Regions from separate parts of the Mus musculus genome. Here region 2 is linked to region 1. The links are chromatin loops, found by intact Hi-C in ENCODE. Cell type or tissue: left cerebral cortex. All regions are shown on one strand.

Region 1 (8,000 bases):
AGGAGGATAATTTCTTTAAGGAGGCACCAAATTTTGTGAACTTTCTTCTAAAATAGCACTGCTATTACTCTATTCCATAAAATTGAGTATGCTGTGTCTTCATGTCCAGTAAATTCTGGAAAGTATTTCATTTCTTTCTTCAATTTTCCCTGACTCAGAGATCCAAGAAAACTCAGGAAATAAGCAATCCCATTCCATAAATAACAAGGGAAACACTCACACACATGCACACACACACACACACCCTGATACATCTACAATTTTTATTGATGAGTCAGTCATTTAAGGCCAAGGGAATGGCCAATGATGTCAAATAGGATGGTATGATATTTGGATACAAATAAACATATTCAGAATTTTTTTTTGTTTTTTATAATGGGCAATATATAACCTGACAGGCAATACTGGCGTTTTCATATGTCACTTGTCAGAACAGAGGTTTCTCTATGAACAGCAATGTAACTATCTCCTCCCTGTAAAACTGTAGGGAAAAGGGGGCTCATCCCGCTGGGATTCATATGACCTTTAGAAATGTTTCAGACCACTTGAGTGAAGGATTGCCATGATTGCTGAACAAGGATATTAATTTCAGCATATACAACAACCAAGTAACTCAATTGGACACTGAAATTAGCAAAATCTCCTTCCCTACAAAGTACCTAGACACTGATGGCCGTTAATGGAATATTACCTAAATTAGTCTGAGCAGGATATTTTTTGTACTCCTTAAATTAAATTTCCCATAATAGATGAATCCTGCTTCTTAAATACGTCTCTGCAAAACTGTACGAACTTGCCACAGGAAGCATCTCTGATGCAAGACTGCCTTAAGGGGGCATAATAAAACAATGTGTATGACCAAAATTGTGGAACTGCCAACATGAATTGCTTAATTACATTTAAAAAAATAGGCAAATAAACATGATTACATCACAGCTGATGAATGACTGGAAATTGGTAAAGTCTTGAGGTGTATTTCCTCTGCCTTTGCCTGAAAATCAAATTTTATAATGATGATAAACCAGAAGAACAAATGAGATTTTCACTGTAAAATGTGTTTACATGGAAATCAACATAACCAGATAGACCCAAATGAAAGTTTAACAGTTTCAATGGGAGATCTGTTGAGGGGCATGGCACAGTTAAATGGGTAAGAGCTTGTACAACCACTCTGGAAATCAGTCTGGCAGTTCCTCGGAAAATTGGACATAGTACTACCGGAGGATCCCACAATACATCTCCTGGGCTTATATCCAGAAGATGTTCCAACTAGTAAGAAGGACACATGCTCCACTATGTTCATAGCAGCCTTGTTTATAATAGCCAGAAGCTGGAAAGAACCCTGATGCCCCTCAACAGAGGAATGGATATAGAAAATGTGGTACATTTACACAATGGAGTACTACTCTGCTATTAAAAAGAATGAATTTATGAAATTCCTAGGCAAATGGATGGACCTGGAGGGTATCATCCTGAGTGAAGTAACCCAATCACAAAGGAACTCGCACAATATGTACTCACTGATAAGTGGATATTAGCCCAGAAACTTAGGATACCCAAGATATAAGATACAACTTGCCAAACGCATGAAATTCAAGAAGAACGAAGACCAAAGTGTGGACACTTTACCCTTTCTTAGAAATGGGAACAAAACACCCATGGAAGGAGTTACAGAGACAAAATTTGGAGCTGTGATGAAAGGATGGACCATCTAGTGATTGCCATACGCAGGGATCCATCCCATAATCAGCTTCCAAATGCTGACACCATTGAATACACTAGCAAGATTTTGCTGAAAGGACCCAGATATAGCTCTCTCTTGTGAGACTATGCCGGGGCCTAGCAAACACAGAAGTGGATGATCACAGTCAGCTATTGGATGGGTCACACGGCCCCCAATGGAGGAGCTAAAGGGAACTGCAACCCTATAGGTGGAACAACAATATGAACTAACCAGTACCCAGGAGCTCTTGTCTTTAGCTGCATATGTATCAAAAGATGGCCTAGTCGGCCATCACTGCAAAGAGAGGCCCATTGGACTTGCAAACTTTATATGCCCCAGTACAGGGGAACCCCAGGGCCAAAAAGGGGGAGTGGGTGGGTAGGGGATTGGGGGGATGGGTATGGGGGACCTTTGGGATAGCATTAAAAATGTAAACGAGGAAAATACCTAATTAAAAAAAAAGAAAACAAAACAAAAATATTAAACTTTGGCACACATATCAGAAGGGTCAAGTCTAGTTTAGGGAGGGTCTAAGTTGAAAGGCCAGAACAAGTGCCAGAAATGCTAAATGTGTGTACATGAGCTAAGAAGAGGACTACAGGGAATGGAGGTGGCAAGAATCAGGATGGGGAAGTAAGAAAAGAAGACTGCATTTGGAGGGTGTGGCTAAATAAGAGGTTCAGAAATAAAGGTAGAAGAACCATGCATGCTTCTCGTGGATCTGAAATCCTCTGATCCACTGAAGTTCCAGGCAAAAAATATTGGCTGATTCAGATCTGAGCATAAAATGTACAAAACTATGGGCAGCACACTGCTTCAACTGGCCATCTTTGTCCTGCTCCTGAACTACATCCATGCAGTCCAATATTTTACCACACACGTCTATACAAGTTATGATAAAGATCATCTGTTTGGAAACATACAGGAGGACGTATTTGATATCTTCAGAAATGCTTACAACTTTTTCAACAATAACAAATATCTCAGCAACATAAAGAAGCTATACTACAAGACTAGAGTGAGTATTTATCCCAAGGTCAAAAAACTGTTGTCTTGTCCATGTATGAAACTATTCTTTATTTATCATACTATCACTAAGACTCCTTTCTCTAACCATGCTTGTGTACCTGCAATATTCAATGTGCATTCACTGAAACAGATGGAGCCAGGTAGGTTTCATAAAACTACAATGTGAAAGGAATTCTTTGTACTGAAGTGTGTCCACAGAAATTTCTTCTTTCTGCCTAAGTTTTCAAGGAACTCCTAATATATAGTCTTCTTTCATTCATCAGAAATCCTGAACCAAAACAACAACAATCAAATATAGTTTATAGGGGGAGCTCTGCAGCTTATTATGCTTAAATTTTCCCACAGTAAATAGAATCTGATGAGTTCCTATGTTAGAGTCCCCAGGAAGTGTTGTCTAATGAGGCTAAAAGGCAGAAAATACCAGATATTAATGATTTTGACACGTGTGGGTGTGCATGTGCAGGTACATGTGCATGTGCATGTGTTTGGGGCAAGTATAATAATGTATATAAGTAGGTCATAGATGTGTTTGCCTACTTAAATATCTTATTATATCATGGGGACCCAGGAATTAAACTTGATATTTCATCTTTATGACTTGCATTATTCCTTCCTGAGATATCTAGACAGCCTAATTCTAACTATTATTATTTAAAAACAGTTTCCCTCACACTACTGATTAAGAGCTCAGATCATCCATGTAGATCCTGCATCCCTTCCCTCCAGCGTTACATATGATCATGTTTGCTCCATTCTCCCCACTCCCACTTAGTGCAGGGACTCCTGGTATGTGTGTATATATCAATGTGTTTTTCAGAATCTCTTGATAATAGCACTTTGTGCACTACAGAAAACAATGAAATTTTCTACATGACAAATATCCCTTTCATTAAAATGAAGAGTCATTGTACTTGCTCTGATAGCCTTGCCCTTATTTCCAGCTTGTGGATGACCACTGACATGTACATCCAGGGCCGACTGTTTCCCACCTTCTCTGTGTAGCTGTGATTTATGTACAGACATCTAGGTAGTTTTATAATAGAGTTGTTGAGTAAGTCAAACACACAGTGGAAAACAGCCATTTATTTTATAACAGGATGCTGTTAACCACAAAAACAGCTTGACAATGGCGAGAGAATAACATTCATTGGTAGGAGACATCTGAGATATTTAATGGCCTTTGTGAGATCTCACAGAGAAAGATTTTAAGGACATATTTCAGAGCATGCACACATACCCTATCAAACATTTCAGGATGTATATTAGGTCTCATTTAAAGCTCTATAGAGACTTCTAAAGGACATGTGAAATCATCAAAGGAATTACGTATAGGGAACTTGTAAATTTGCACTATCAAATTTCTCTGGAGAATATACATCCCAACTTCATAGTGACCTTAGAATGTTCCTGGAGCAGCACTTATGAACTAGATTCCCAACATTGCAAAAAATACATTAAGAGTTAGGCACTAGACAACTAATAACACACTGTGAAATATGACCACATTGTATGCTGCAGCAGGGTACAGACAACCCTTGCAAAATACAGCTGTTTTCAGTAGGTTGGTTAGTCAAGACCCAAGTACAGGACTTGCTAAACCCTGAGTCAATTTTAAAATTATAAAATTATTGGAAGGTAAATGTCCAATCCAAACAAGTGAAATGTCCATCTCCATGTAATACTCAATGAAGAGTCAGATCTGCAAAGATAAGTTATTATTCTGTGCTGGGGTAATTGGATGGTTTTTAATTGATAACATATAGTACCTGTGCTTAGGTGCCATCCTGATTGCTTGAAGTTGATTTCTTATGTTTGGCCCTAACAAAGATAACAATGGTGCCAATTGTTCAGTGTGTACCTGAATTGTACACATAGAACAAGCATCACTCTAGGGATGATTGGTCTTACTCATGGTTCCAAGGTACAAATTCTATTATCTCAGCTTGGATTTTTTCAGGTGATATGTTGTGATGCTCTCTACAATGAATGTGTGAGTGCCTATTTGTTATTTGCACAAGCAGGTGATTAGAATGCCTTGAGATATGTTAGCATCATCAGTCAACTTGAAAGTAGAGACACACACAAACCCTATTCATTTGGCCTGAAAGTTCTCTTTGTGTGAAGCTTTGCAAATACTTCTGTCCAGTGTAAGGAGGAAACTGGGTCAACAAAAGAAAGACATGCTCTGTGTTAAGTGCAAAGAGTGATCATTAGGTGACCAACCCAGCCTGAAGGCATGTTAGAGTTACAAAGTGTGACTGCCTTTTATGCTGCAGTCAACAGGTTCATTCACTTCATGGAGTGTCCCAGAGCCTTCACTTCTTCTCAGCACTAACCAGTGTTCTGAGAACTGAGAAAGATTTTTACCTCTCTCTGTGGTGGCTCTTCCAGGCTGGTTCTACCTTCCTAACAATATTGAACAATATTAGCCCCAGTTTTCCAACTTTGCTATCCCGTTCTTCCTATTTCTTAGAGCAAAGACATACCAAGTAGGTCCTATAAATTATTCCCTTGGAAGAAGTAGCTTGAATGAGTGTTCAGATGATGATCATTTTGAGAGTCATAAATGTAGTCATGGACCGAAAATAAAAGTACTACCTACAAAGAAAATAAAAGCATATATGTACATGTGAATACCTAAGTATAGAACAATTCTTCATTTTTCCTCATAGATACCTTCTTCTCCGATAATTTTTAAAATTGAAGTGGCTGAAACAACATGCACGTATGAATCCGAGTTCAACAAATGTTTGAAGAAGGAGTACATTCAGAAATATATATGTATTTGACAAAACTTTGTTTCCTGTCAAGTTGGGCAGTTGGGCAGAGGGTCTATGGACATGTGTTTATATGGATATGTGGATATATTGAGATAGTTTCTATAAGTTATTGGGAACATGTGTAGAAAGTAGTGATCTATGAATGGATAGAGCTAGGGATGCATATAACTGAACACATGACACTGCAGACCTATATCCTTGTGTGTTAAAATAAGAGTATGTGCACAAATCATTATCTTAAATTGTGAAGTTTTTACCATGGATCTCTTGAAACGGAGAGAACGACCTTCCATTAATTTCTTTTTCTCCCTGGCCTAGAAGAGACTTTGCAGGGACACTCTCTGTGGAGGTGGTAATTAATTAATCTGACCTGTATCAGCTTTCCAGACTGCCTTGAATGAAAAGAGCCCAATAACAGGCCAAAGTTCTCCAGTGCTGCCCTTTTAACTCTACCATGTGTGTAGAGTTTTTTTGGTTTTTTTTTTGTTTTGTTTTGTTTTGTTTTGTTTTTGTTTTTGTTTTTTTTTTATTTTGGTCACAAAATTGCTCTCTGATACAAGCCTTCCACTCATGACTCCAGTAGATGAATTGTGTCCTTCTCCTTTGTCCTGCAACCCTCTCCCTTAACAACACAAGAGAACTCATAAGACAAGCAACCAGTAGGATGTGCAGCAATTTCTATGACAGATGGGTTTTCTTTACTATATGTATAATAATCCATGCAGGTAAAGAAGCTAACAAATGAGGAACACATTAATTAGTTCCATTACAAACAGTTACTGACAAAGAAACTTACCAATGAGAGGTGATGCAATTAATCATTTTCCTTTTCTACAGCAGGAATTTGCAGAAACATTATACGAGAAATCAGGAGAAGTCACATGCAAGGACCTCCTGTTGAAATTGGCCAGGTGTCCCTTAAAAGAACAAGCCGATCAGCATGAGGTATGAACATAGTTCATAGGAAACCCCACATATGTGCAGAACATTGTGAAAGCTAGGACCTGTGTATGATGTCTGAGAAGTGATTTTTGCAATTATATGACTCTGGCAAGACAAAGTAAATGAAGTACACAGGATACAATCATGTGAGGACATTTGTGGAGAGAATACGTAGATTATGAAATAGATATACTTGTTTGAGTGCATCAATCCCTCAAAAGTAGCACTGTGCACATATGAGGAAAAATTAGTTTTCTCAGTTTACTGAGAACTTTAGTACCAAGATTATTAATAAATTATTGCTTATAGACAAAATAAAGAAATGTGGAGATATTTGCTTATCAGAAGGGCATCTATTTCCTCTCAGATTAAACCACATTTTCAGAATGCACTTTTAAATGTCCCACTCAGACATTCAGGTACTGAGGTGAGGTGACTTTAAGCAGACCAGTGGCTCCCAACCTCTGGCCATTAACTTTCTCTTATTGTTCTGGTTTCAGAAGCTGGTGGTTTCTGGCACTTGACTACTGCTGTTACCAGGAGGATATTAGGAAAAGAAGCTTAGTTACTTGGGCTCTTTAACTCAATAGTCTCTTGCTAAACAGACAAGAGGCTAGGAGCTAATTAACTTTTTGTGAGCCAGAGAAAATGAAACAAGAAAAAGTCATGTGTGTACATGTGTGTGTACATGCACACACACACATACACACAAATTTCACTGGACCTGAGCATTCATTTATTCAATTAAGCAAGTTCACATCCACACATAAAGGCATACACATATACCTACATATATATGTATATACATAAACACATATATACAGACAGACAAACAAGACAGATTAATATAGATACATATATCAAAATATAAATTATTTGTGGACAGAGAAGAGCCGCTACAGCTACACTAGTTTTTCTCTCAACATTTTTAAACCTTTTTAGACCAAAGAACTTTATAAAGTTACCTCACAGATAGAATGTTCCACAAAAATGAGTTTACATAAGAATGCACATAGTAGCCGGGCAGGGGTGGCGCACACCTTTAATCCCAGCATTTAGGAAGCAGAGGCGGTAGATTTCTGAGTTCGAGGCCAGCCTGGTCTACAAAGTGAGTTCCAGGACAGCCAGGGCTATAATGAGAAACCCTGTCTCAAAAAAAAAAAAAAAAAAAAAAAAAAAAGAATGCACATAGTAGTGTTTCAATCTATAAACTCATTATATGTTCAAAACAACAGTTTCCCATGGCATTCTTTATAATAGTGTACAATTGTGGCATCATACCTAGAAATGACCTATAATAAATGATTTTCCTTGATCTCAAATCTGTCCCAAACCTGTGTCTCTTCTTAGTAAAATTTATTAAAACCACGTTTACTCTTTATTATGCAGCCTTTACTTATTATTCTATTTGAAGCGGCACATTCTATTCTTGATTTTTAAAACTCTATTACATCTTTCTGGGTCAATGAATAAAACCATCTCCATGAATTTCTTTCTAAAACCATTGAATCAAATCATGAATTCTA
Region 2 (8,000 bases), 77 kb before region 1:
GCCAGAGAACTACCCCAAGAGAACTATAAACCTGATATATCACTTGAGTCATCATTGTGTGTGAGCACTTTGAACTAGAATTAGAGATGGTTATTTGCCCTACAACTTGAAACATCTTACCTGGTCAAATTAGTGGGTGAATAACTTGGGACCATCCCTCAGCATACACTTGAAGCCATGTAGAGTAGCGATGAATAGTTTCTAAAGACATGGCTTAGGTAATAGGTATGCATTATGATTTCTGATCTAATCATAGCTGCTTCAGACTATAGGTTTTGGTAAAATACCAATGCACCTCAGAGAAACAACAGTGTGGCTGCTACAAGGTTTAGAGTGTTTCTGGGACTAAAACAATAGCACTTCTTCACATGGACAAATTAACTCTATCTATCTCACATCATGTTCATCAATTGCATGATTTTGCTGACAATGTTGAGATTGTAAACAATTTGTATGATCTTCGAAATACATTGTTTCTCCTACTCCTTCTGGCTGGTCTCTATAAAGGAATTCATGAGTCTCTGGTGCCAGTTGTGTCTGAATTGCTTAAATCCAGTGCCTATGTAGTCAATAGAAAGCACTGAGGTGTATGGGATGCAAGAAAGGTCACTCTGTACTATGTCCTGTTGGTTAAGCTTAGCTATACACAGTCCTCACTCCTGTTCTTTCTGCTTCCTCTTCTGACTTTGGCAGAAGTCTCTCCATATCTGTATTAGTTAGGGTTTTACTGCTGTGAACAGACACCATGACCAAGGCAAGTCTTATAAAAAAAAGCATTTAATTGGGACTGGTTTACAGGTTCAGAGGTTCAGTCCATTACTGTCAAGGTGGGGGCATGGCAGTATCCAGGCAGGCATTGGGCAGGCAGAGCTGAGAGTTCTACATCTTCATCCAAAGGCTGCTAGTGGAAGACTGACTTCCAGAAAACTGGGGTGAGAATCTTAAGCCCACAGCCACAGTGACACACCTATTCCAACCAGGCCACACCTAGTCCAACAAGGCCACACCTCCAGATGGTGTCACTCCCTGGTCCAAGAATATACAAACCATCACATTCTACTCCCTGGCCCTCATAGACTTGTTCAAAAACATGAGACTATGGGGGCCATAATTAAACATAGCATAATGCAAATGAATTTAGTCCAACTTTCAAAGTCCTTAGTCTATAGCAGTCTCAACAATGTTAAAAGTCCAAAGTTCAAGGTCTCTTCTGAGATTCATCTAACTAATTAACTGTAATCCCAAAGCAAGGCAGGAAACCAGCTGGGCAAATGCCAAACTCTGCATCACCATGGCTGATGTCAAAGCAGTCTTTAGATCTCCACTCCTTTTTCATCTTTGTTGACTGCAACAATCTGCTTTCTCTTGGGCTGGTTCCACTCCCTGTTAGCAACTTTCCTCAGCATGTATCCCATGGCTCTGGCATCTTTAACATCTTTGAGTCTCCAAGGCAATTTCAATGTTACAGCTTCTTGTTTCCACTGCGATTCCATTTGATCTTTTGGACTCCCCCTAAGGGCTGACATCACTTCTCCAGCTCTGCCCTCTGTAACACTGTAAGCTCAGGTTGATCCACTTCACTATGGCTGCTGTTCTTGGTGATCATTCCATGGTACTGACATCTCCAATATACTGGGGTGTTCCACTACAACTAGGTTTCACCAATAGCCTCTCATAGGCTCTCTTCATGGTGCCAAGCTTCAAATCCTTTGCATCACCCCTTCAGACATGGGCCATCAACTACAGCTGAGGCTATACCTTCTTTAGTGGCCATGATCTCTCACAGTGCCAAGCCTCAGCTGTTCTTCATGACCCCTTCATGCCTTCAAAACTAGTACCACCTGGGTGATTCTTACACATTACCAAGTCCAGCTGCAGCACAAGGTACAACCTTGGGTATCTCTGGAACACAGCTTCTTTTTGTTCCTAGAAAACACTTCCCAGATTTCAACTCAGTGATGTTGGTCTCTTCTTAATCATTGCTAATGTCTTAGCTCTAGCTAACCAGCATCAATTGTACCAGTAGTTCCTTCCATTCTTAATTCTAGAGCCAGAGCCACATGGCTGAAGCTGCCTAGTTCTGCTGCTTATAGGAACTAGAACATGATCCCCTGTACTATTACATTATCACTGGCTTTCTGTTTTCTATATCCTTCACTGCCTAAGCTTGGCTATCCTGGTTCTTGCTCTGTAGATTGACCTTGAATGCAGAGATCAGCATGCCTGTCTCATGGGATTAAAGATGTGTACCACCATTCCTGGATCTAAATTCAGCTGGGTAGCATCTTGCCCCAAGGTCCCACTCACTTAATCTCTTATTTCCTAGAACACAGGATTTTGCTCCATTTCACTTCCTGGTATGCCTTTAATACTGGAACCAAATATTTTATATTTTGCCTTTCTAAGCTTGCTATGCTTGTTCAAACTTCTCTTTGTGAGACTTAACCAGAGAACAAAGTCTCTGCTGGGCTTTTTTTAAGACTTCCTTTGTCAATGCAATTAATGCAATTAATCCAAGTCTCTTCACCTTAGCCTCAGGCAGACTTTTCAGACAAGGGCAAAAAGTAGCCACATTCTTCACCAAAATACCACAAAAAACAGTCTTTATGCCACATACTGAAATTCTTCTCCTTTGAAATCTCTTGGGCCAGGTCAACAAACTTCAAATTACTCTCAGCAACAAAGTCTTCCATATTCCTAATAGGATGACCCATTAAGCCCCATGTAAAGCATTCCACTGAGTTCCAAATCCAAAGTCCAAAAATCCACATTCTTTCAAATAAAAGCATGGTCAGGCCTAACACAGCAAGCAATACCCCACTTCTGGTACCAACTTCTGTATTAGTTAGGGTTTTACTGCTGTGAACAGACACCATGACCAAGACAAGTCTTATAAAAAAAAAAACAACATTTAATTGGGGCTGGCTTACAGGTTCAGAGGTTCAGTCCATTATCATCAAGGTGGGAGCATGGCAGTATTCAGGCAGGCATTGGGCAGGCAGAGCTGAGAGTTCTACATCTTCATCCAAAGGCTGCTAGTGGAAGACTGATTTCCAGACAACTGGGTTGAGAGTCTTAAGCCCACATCCACAGTGACAAACCTATTCCAACCAGGTCACACCTATTCCATAAAGGCCACACCTCCAGATGGTGTCAGTCCCTGGTCCAAGAATATACAAACCATCACAATATCCAAATTACTTACCTCATTTCATCTCATTTTTTTCAAATGCCTTTGATACCTACATCATGATCTGGGGTATATTCCAGGGCAATTACAATAATAGCTGGAGAGATCTCCAACATGGCATTTCCTGAGATGTGTCTATGTCATGTCTGCTATGTGAACCACTACTGTGTAAATGGACACAGTGCCCCCCTTTTCAGGACTCACTCATGAGCATCCATCAATTCATTCTCTCAAATAATCTCCAAGGATCTTCATGGTCATAACCTTTATGGCCTTAGATAGAGCAAGGACATCTGAGTCTGAGCTTATATTACACAATGGAGAACAGAAAAACATAGTACCTCAGTATTGGCAAATGTTTCTGTACACTGTGTATCTAAGTGTGGATTTCTGCACCTAGACACTGGGTACAGTGCAAGCTTGATATTTTCATTACTATGATGCAATTCCTGATGCAATGATTTTTATTGGTTATTTTGTTTCTTTACATTTCAAATTTTATCCTCATTTCTGGTTTCCTCCATGTAAACCCCCAACACCACCCCCTCCCCTGCCTCCATAATGGTGCTCCCCTACCCACCCACCCACTTCTGCCCCACCACCCTATCATTTTCCTATTCTTGGGCATCAAGTCTTTACAGGACCTAGGGTTTCCCCTCCCATTGATGCCAGACAATGTCATCCTCTGGTACATATGCAGTTGGAGCCATGGGTCCTTCCATTATTATTCTTTGGTTGGTCGTTTAGTCCCCTTGAGCCCTGGAGGGACTGGTTGGTTGATACTTTTATTCTTCTTGTGGGGTTTCAAACCCCTTCAGCTCCTTCAGTCCTTCCTCTAACTCCTCCATTTGGGTTCCCATGCTCAATCCGATGGTTGGCTATGATCATCCACATCTGTATTGGTCAGACTCTGACAGAGCTTCTCATGAGACAGCTCTATCAGGCTCATAGATGCAGTACAAACTTGATATTTTCTTTACTGTAATGCAATTCCTGATACAGCATTTTAAAAAACACATCTCTGCATCATCTTTGATTTATCAATGATGACCTGATCAGCTTATAGCTGGGCAGGAGAGGATAAGCATAGTTTCTCAAACCAATGAAAAATAAAACACTCTTTACCCATATTAGTTTCTTTCTTGTTCATTTTGTAATAGCAATGGAAAAAATACTGAGGTAGAACATGGTGATTAAGAAATGGGGCAGCTGCTATGAAAACCATGACCGTCTGGTTCATAAACATTTAAATGTAGGCTGTGAAGAAGTGTGAATGTGTTTTCAGCTTTGGGATAGAAAAGCCCACTTGTGCTGAAAGAAGAGCTTAACAGTCTGTGATGGAGGTATTTTCAAAAACAAGAGTGCATAGAGATTTAGGAACACTAAATTCTGCCTCATGAGAATGTCAAAGTAGTCTGAAGACAGCTACAGTATACTTAGATATAATAATAACTAAATCTTTGGGCCAGAGGGAGCAGGGCCAACCAGAACAAGCAGATATCCTGAATACAAATTCCCAGCAACGGCATGATGGCTCCCAAACAAATGTACAGCTACAGTGTACTCATATGCATAAAATATATAAGTAAATAAATAAATAAATCTTCAAAATAGAAAATCTCAAAGAAGAACAACTCTAATATTGGGAAACATGGTCATTGAAATTATGTTCTGGTAATGAATTTAATATATTCTGTCTGAGAACATTAATGAAACAATAAATTTCTAACTTATAAATGAATTGTTTTCCAGAGGAAAATTCAGCATGGAGAGCACTAACTGCATGGTATGGTTATTGTTTCAAACTACTACATGACTACAATTAAAAAGTAGTTTATCAAATATAAAAGCAATGTAGAATTCTTTGAGTCAAAGATCATTGTCTATTATAAATTACACCAGGGAGTGTTTTTTAAAAAAAATGGCTGGGATTGCTATAAAAATCTTCCGTCTTTGTATTGGGATAGAATTTTTATTTGGTGAAAAGGTGATGGGGAGAGGAATTAGGAGCTCAGCATCAGGCATGGGGAAGAACAGCAAAGATGTCTAGTTTGCCATAAAAATAATGGAAATTGAAAACTGACAGGGTTTAGGAGCTGGGAAGCATCTCTAGTATGAGACAGACTTGGGATGGGAGAAGAACCTAAGAATCATGGGGTGACCTTAGCTGTGACTTACTACATTCATGATATAGAACCTGGTGAGGAAAATTCCTGTAGTCAGACATGAACTCTAGTGGAACTATAGAGACACCAACTCAATCAATAAACTTTCAACCCAAAATATATCCAGTTTACATGAAATGTAGGCATGAGAGATGGAGCATAGACTGAGGGAATGCACAAGCAATAACCAGTTTCAGCTTGAGACTCATGGGTAAGCACCAATCCCTAAAACTATTAATGATATGCTTTCATATCCTTGCAGACACGAGAGTATTGTCCTCTAAGGGGTTCCCCAACAGATGACTCAGACAGATACAGATACCTACAGCCAAGCAGTGCATGGAGCATGGGGACTTTAGGTAAGAATAGAAAGAAAAATTGCAGACACCTAAAGAAATGGGAACTCCAAGGGAACAACAACAAAGTCATTTAACCTGGAACTTTGGGCTCTCAGAGTCTGAAACTGCATTTAAAAACATCCAAGTGATAGACCTATCCCTTCTCACCCATATGTAGCAAATTTGCAGCTTGGACTTCATATGGGAATCAAATAAATGGGATGAATGCTATCCCAAAAGCTACTGCATATACTTGGGATATTTTCTACTAGCTGGGAAGCCTAGACTGTCCTCAGTGGAAGAGGAAGTACCTATCCTGGCAGAGACTTGAAGTACCTGAATGGGGGGTGGAGGAGCTTGTAACCAGAGTGTTCCGAACATTTAGATGAGAATGAGAAGGGAGAGGGGAAGTGCTGTAGGAGGATGTGACAAGGAGGTGTACAGAGAGAGGGACATAAATTTAATAAGTAAAAAATTAAAATAATTTTAAACAAAAATGTCAGATTGTAAATTGGGAACACGATGAGCCTGCTCTGGAGGAAGAAACTACACCTAACCAAGACATCAAAAGGGGAGGTATGCATCTGTTTGAAAATAAAGAAACTGACTTGATAAGGTCACTTCAGAGGTTCCCATGTCAAACAACCAGGAAATATTTCTGCTGAGTCATAGCCAAATTACACAATGGATATTACAAAATAGGTCCAAGATACTAATGTTCACCCAAACATGAAAGCAGAACTGTGAAACATTGTCCACACTGTATTGACATTAAAGTTATGTAGGTGACCATATCATGACTTGTTTATCTATTGTTTTCGCCAAGTCCCAAAGGGAGGAAGTATTGGTTTCCCTGAAAGAAAGCCTCAAGAGTTCATTATGTAAAACTCTACAAGTGAAATATAATTAAACATTAAGTCTTTGCTGGTGGTGTGGAAGCAATGTTTGCTATACTCACACTAGACTATATTATTAGGTATATTCTGTAAAGTATTAAGATTATAGTATAAAACTAGTGCTCAGACACTTATCTTTAATTTTAAATAAATTGATCTTCACCTCCCAGATTTTAAATGAACAAACTATTGTAACCATAACCTTGGATTAAATATAACATCAAACTTCCAAAACAAGAGATCCATGCAGCACATCCATGGAGACAGATATCTGAACGTAGCTTGACCATTTAAAAACTTAAGCCACCAATGTGAAATGGTGAAAATAAAACTTGCAGTACTATTTGACATTCTATGCTTATAATGATATACCAGGCAAATAATTTTGGCTGATTCAATGAAAAGAAATAATCATGGCTTGGAATGACTTAAGAGATTTTTGGTTTTGCATACTTTCTTTTATTATTTATACTTGTGTCTATATAATTTTAATAAAATTCATTTCTTCATTGGGCAATTTTTCTTGTTGTGACAAAATATCTAAAAATTAATTAAGGATAAAAGATTTATTTTGGATTATGATTTAAGGAATCCCAGTCATAACTTCTAGACACGAGTCAGGTTTTTTTTGGAGCAAATATGGTTGTAGCATCCATATTTTGATTTATTTTAATTTAAAATGAATCAAAATTAAAATGCAATTTTGTTTGTCCCAGTAACTAAAGCACAATCATTTAAAATGAATCTAAGACTGTTCCAAGTGGAGAGTTCATGCTGGTATTATCTATTAATACTTAAATTATTGTGAACAAGTCCAAATAGAATAAATTTTAAAATGTCTATGATTTGAAATGTCCAAAGACAACTCTTAAACAGGAATTATATAATGTTTTAGGTAATATTTTTTGATATAATGTACCCCATGCTCCATCACTAGACCCCAGATTTTGGTCTAGAACAATTCTCTGGGACTCTGGGACCTTTGATGATTAATTTCCTGAGTGAAATTTAGGAGTCCTGTAAAACTAACACTCTAACCTTTTGCACAATAAAGGCTACCTTAGTAGTTTTAGCAGAAAAGCTTCTTTGGTAAGTTCAGGCTGAAACCCCTACAGTACATGACATAACAGCCCTGGGAAAAACATCATGTATTAAGCCAAGACTCAAGGATGCCCTTGAATTCTGAAGACATAGGTAACTCAAAACTGGCATTGAGAAATGTTCTAAGGAAATAAATAATGAAATTTTAGTTAGATTCCCAGGGCCAATAAAAGCTTTACCATTAAGGAAAACAAAAATTTCAATATTGGCATGCAGAAAAGGAGGGTCATGTCTAGTGGAGGGAGGGTCTAAATTGAGAGGCCAGAACAAGTGCCAGAAAACCTAAATGTTTGTACCTGAGCTAATGAGA

The links. A loop is a pair of places that touch in the nucleus more often than their neighbours do. Peaks named below come from ENCODE experiments on the same cell type or tissue, not always from the same donor. Only the 100,000 strongest peaks of a DNase experiment are listed, where the experiment ranks them.
Region 2: it touches region 1 in a loop (7-fold over the local background); 3 of 42 quality-filtered maps call a loop at or near these places.

What each region holds. Positions count from the first base shown.
Region 1 is chr2:148,926,218-148,934,217 of GRCm38, reverse strand. No RefSeq gene overlaps it. Among named protein-coding and RNA genes, the nearest start is that of Cst3, 55 kb to the right of the region's middle. In left cerebral cortex, no CTCF peak of the experiment used is centred here; no DNase peak of the experiment used is centred here.
Region 2 is chr2:149,003,429-149,011,428 of GRCm38, reverse strand. No RefSeq gene overlaps it. Among named protein-coding and RNA genes, the nearest start is that of Gm1330, 8.1 kb to the right of the region's middle. In left cerebral cortex, no CTCF peak of the experiment used is centred here; a DNase peak (open chromatin) is centred at 4,577.